Linked DNA regions of Homo sapiens: region 1 is linked to region 2. The links are chromatin loops, found by intact Hi-C in ENCODE. Cell type or tissue: GM12878. All regions are shown on one strand.

Region 1 (2,500 bases), 870 kb after region 2:
TCCTACTGCTAGCCAAGTGGTAACATGCCAATTTCACAGAGGTAAAAAGAACAATACCGAATAGTCTAAAGAATTTCAAGGGACTCAAACTCTACAGCACTCCACTCTTGTCTTTACTTCCTCTCTGCTCCCTTGTACAATAACTACAGATCTGAATCTAATGAATTACCACAGAAATGCTATAATTCAACATACAGTTGCATAAAAAGACTGCTTTCCTGGGCATATTCCATTTTCTATTTTCCAATTTACCTCTCTGTAACCTTCATTGACCCATGCTCTCAAGACTCATCTGAAATCCTGTATCTTCCTCCATGGACAATCATTAAATAGACTAAACAGTAACTTAAAAGAGCCTCAAAAAATGCATACTTCTATTTTTATACCTACTATTATATTGATTTTTCTTGAAAATTTTTACTCCTAATATATGGTTGATCTACGTCAATGTATAAAAAGTCTTCTTAAAAAGTTAGAAAAAATATATCATATTGGAATTAATGATTATTTTTTATTATAATTTTACAGATTATACAAAAAGGAAAATTGAGAAATAGATGTTTGAAAATCAAATGTGTGCAGTATCAAAATAAGCAAAATCAGAGTAGAGAAATTAGTAATCACATTTTATATTTAGCTAAATATCAACTGTAAATCTCACTGGTCAGATCCATAGCAAGTATTTGTCAAGCCCTAAGCTTAACACCCTGATCTTGTTCTAAGCAGTTTATAAATATTACCTAATTTAATTATCTCAACAATCCTATATAGTAAATACCACTTACCATTGAGGAAACTCAAAGCAGAGAGGTTATGTAAATTGTCAAAAGCCACACAGCTGATAAGTGATAGAAACAGGATTCAAGCCCAAGAAATCTCACTCCAAAGTCTACTTCTTAAACTATGTGGCTAATTAGTCTCTGCTTTACTATCTACTTTTTTGAAGGTGGTAACTCTGTTTTGTCTCCAATACATCTCCCAGGTTCCTAACCCCTACTGACTCTATTTATGTACTAATTCACTCTTTCTTCCTTACCTGCTCAAAATTGGTCTGTTTTGTTTAAATAAATAAGCAAACCCTGTGCTGTTTCTAATCATCTATTTGCATTAAGATTACTCTCTGCTGCCCCCTGGAGATAATTTGGTGAAATCAATGCTAAGATTTTTGTAAATTTATCTAGCAAATTCAAAAATAGCTTCACATTAAGATTTTGATCACAAAGTATGCTAACATGCCTAAATGTTATACATTTAATTTACATCTTTTGGAAACTGCTGCAACATAACAAATGACTACCTGATGGATAGTACAGATATTATACCTTGAAGAAATGTTGCTGAAAAAAACAAAAATGAATCTTTTGAGTTGCCAGGATGGTTTAATAAAACAACAGTGCTGCCAGGCATGGTGGCTCATGCCTGTAATCCCAACATTTTGGGAAGCTGAGGCAGGAGGATCACTTGAGCTCAGGAGTTTGAGACGAGCCTGGGCAACATAGTGAGAGCCCATCTCTATAAAATTTAAAAATTGTTTTAAAAGCAGCAGTGTAAAGAAATGGATAAATGGATGGATGGATGGATGGATGGATGGATGGATGGATGGATGGATAGAAGATAGATTCCCTATCTCATTGCATGAAAATTTGCAAAGATTGCCACCTTTGGGTACCCTGGAATGCAAACTCCAAGACGGAGTTTAATGTGAAGAATTGTTATTATATTAAGGAGTAACCTCAGATCATCACTTGGGGATAAGAAGGAACAGAAACTGATGTGGGTATAGGGAATCACACTATATGGTAGGCCCACACCAGAATCAGCTAGCCCTATGGGGAGCTATAGAGCTGAAACTGCCCCTTAGAGTTGTCCTCTGTTGTCCTGAAATGGGCAGATCTTTACACTTCTGCATCTATGAGTCATTTGTTATAGCCACGGGAAAGACCATGACCTTGGGTAAGGAAATCCATGAAGAGGCCAATCCCTGAACTGTGGAAAACACTGTCAACACTGGAGCAACAAAGTCCTTCAATGAAGGGGGTTGATGGTACCCCACAGTGTTTGTCTGCCAATTGAATAAATGTTGGAAAATAATCCACTCTAAATCTAGTCTCAAATGCAATGATATTCCACTCAGCCAATTGTCTTTCATTCCCAAGAAACCAAATTAATGGAAAATCTTGTCAAAAATATAACCTTGAAGTAGCTCTGCATTAAGATATTTTCTCCCTGAGGCAGTCAGGTAATTTTCATCTGTAAGTGTCAACTGAGAAATCCAGAAGATATGGAAATAAATTTTTTAAAGGAAAAGCCCAATCATATACCTTGGCTAAAAACTAACATCAAGGCAAAGCATGCTGAAGAGAGACAAGTATCATCTGATCTCCAGAACACCCTAATATTAAAGTCAAGAAGAGCAGAACATTTTAAAAAGAAATAGTCTAGACTGAGCCAAGTGGGTTTACCTTAAATGTCTCAGACAATATTAATTGATAAGCAAATT
Region 2 (2,500 bases):
ATCATGAGGTCAGGAGATTGAGACCATCCTGGCCAACATGGTGAAACCCCATGTCTACTAAAAATACAAAAATTAGCTGGACGTGGTGGCGCGTGCCTGTAAACCCAGCTACTTGGGAGGCTGAAGCGGGAGAATTGTGTGAACCAGGGAGTCGCAGGTTGCAGTGAGCTGAGATCGCACCATTGCACTCCAGCCTGTGACACAGAGAGACTCAAACAAGACAAAACAAAACAGACCCAGTGTACATGGTACTTACGGTGACATCTCTGCACTTTATTTCAAGAAGTCCAGGCAGAGGTCCTAAAGTATTGAATTGAGGAAGAAAAGCCATTGCTTCCCAAAGGGTGCTGCTGCACATGGGTGGGAGGCGGCTAAATCCCTGGCACATGCATTTGTGTCTACAGGGGCATTGTGACCTCAGCCCTGGACTGGCCCAGCTAGAACCTGGAAAAATGCCCTTTGGTTTATTAGCTGCTAGACTCACTCCAGTGGTGGGCAGCTGGGCGAAAGGCCCTGAAAGTTGCTCTTTTCTCAAAATTCAGCCTCATGTAAATTTACCCTGTGACCTGCCATGGGGGATTAGGATGGGCTGGCCAGGCCAGGCTAGGTGGCCTGATTTTCCCATTCAGCTTCTGACCTGGTCTTCTGAAAGTCAGACTCTGGCCCTCTTCATTAGCCAGCCCAAGTCCTTGCCCCTGGGAATGCAGGGTGGCTGGCTGTGTAGGTGTTGATCATCATTAGCGATAATTAGAGGGCAGAGCTCAGGGAACAAGTTATGACACCTGCAAACTAGGTTAGCTGGATTGCAGTTTGAAAGTGCATTTTTTGGCCCTCCTTTAGTGGCATCCTTGAAACTATGAGTTTCTTCAGAGTCCTGACTCTCCATTATTCATTTGATCTGCAGGATCTGGCACATCTCCCAGCCGTAGTAGAGTTTATAAGCTCAATTGTCAGCCACCTTGTAAGATCGAAGAGTATCGGCCTATGTGACCTGTAGCCAGAAGAGGGAGCTCTTTGCCTATCCTTAGCAGGGGCAGTGGCCTGATTCACACTAATGGGACTGGTGCATCTGCAAAACTTCCCCAAGGTGATAGTCTCAGATGTGGCCTCCTGCTCATTATTTTATTGCTGGTTCTTAATCTGGCCCATCTTAAACCAAAGTAATAGGATAACTATGAATAAACTAAATGTTGAAGTAGCATTTAAAGAGTAGCATTAGACACTAATTAATGGAGGGTAGCCCTTGATTATTTTTATTTTGGAAATGGGAAAAAATGTTCTAGGAAGATGAAAATTCCCTTTCCTTAGGTCCCATTACTGAGAGTTACAGGGCTTGGTTATCTTGCCCTAGGGGCCTCTGGAAATGGGACAGAAAAGTTTCTCACTTTGGGGACAAACCAGGGAAGCCTGATTTGTTGCTGATACACAGGGTGGTCTCTGTCAACGTTCAGAAGTTCTGGACCCAGCCAATGGTAGGAAACTTTGGCTGTGCCTTAAACATTTTCATAGGTCAAATAAAGAATTGGTTAAACTAAATATCCCTGGCACACCTTTGTGGGGGCAATGCTGAGAACATGAAGAAGGAATGTGTGTGGAGAAAAGGGGAGGCTTCCCTGGCTTGCCTTAAGGGATGAAGGCTGGGGTTGGGACAGATGGTGGGTCAAGCCTGGGATCTTCTCAGCATCTTGACTGGAGATGGGCACCTCTACCTCTACCTCTGATGGCCTCTCCCAGTGGATTCCTAGAGGATAGGTACTAGGTGGAAGGAGGAGGTTAGGATCACCTCAACTTTTTGTGATGAATCTATGGAAGAGGATTCTTATAGGACAGTATGTTCTTCCAGGACAGAACATTCTTTGCTATTTTGTACTGGAAGAACATGCAAAACTAAAAAAAAAAAAAGTTATTGCTTAAATTCATTTCTTGAGTTGCAGTATGATGCTGTTTATGTTTTAATGTCTTCCATTGCCTTTCAGTGGTGAAAATGCCACAGTAACGTATGACCTGCAATTTGGGGTTCCATCAGATGATGAAAATTTTATGAAGTATATGATGAGTGAGGAGTTGGTGCTGGGCATTTTGCTACAGGATTTCCGTGATCAGAATATACCTGGTTGTGAGAGTCTGGGGCTTGATCCAACATCCCTCTTGCTCTATGGTAAGTAGAGCAAGTAAAGAAGTCAGAGTTGTGACAATAAACAGGTGAACCAGATTGGGGTCAAATTGGCTTGGTTCGATTTGGCAACTGTGGTGACTTGGTACTGTGTCAGACTATTCATTTATTCACTCATCCCCTCAGCAGATGGTGTTGCTGTGAGGTGATGTTCCCCTCTCTGTGGAGGCTACACAGTCCGTGCCCTCCATAATTAGACAGTGTAGTTGGGGAGCAATTATGGAAAAGATAATTCAACTATAAAGATGAACATTGCTACATGTTTCCTCATGCAGTTCACCCACATTCTAAGCCCTGTATCCTACTTTACAACATGATTAGCAACCT

Evidence for each region. Hi-C counts contacts between places; a loop is a spot of excess contacts. Peaks named below come from ENCODE experiments on the same cell type or tissue, not always from the same donor. Only the 100,000 strongest peaks of a DNase experiment are listed, where the experiment ranks them.
Region 1: a loop joins it to region 2, with 3 times the contacts of the local background. A loop is called at or near these places in 3 of 110 quality-filtered maps.

Annotation. Positions count from the first base shown.
Region 1 is chr3:112,978,317-112,980,816 of GRCh38, forward strand. No RefSeq gene overlaps it. Among named protein-coding and RNA genes, the nearest start is that of CD200R1, 4.5 kb to the left of the region's middle. In GM12878, a CTCF peak has its summit at 1,124 (motif pointing left); no DNase peak of the experiment used is centred here.
Region 2 is chr3:112,110,988-112,113,487 of GRCh38, forward strand. It overlaps C3orf52 (chromosome 3 open reading frame 52), which reads left to right. Exons shown (of 6, transcript NM_024616.3): 5 at 1,977-2,158. MIR567 (microRNA 567) reads left to right here and starts at 1,814; the gene lies at 1,814-1,911. In GM12878, a CTCF peak has its summit at 1,009 (motif pointing right); a DNase peak (open chromatin) is centred at 1,064; H3K27ac peaks cover 1,411 bases.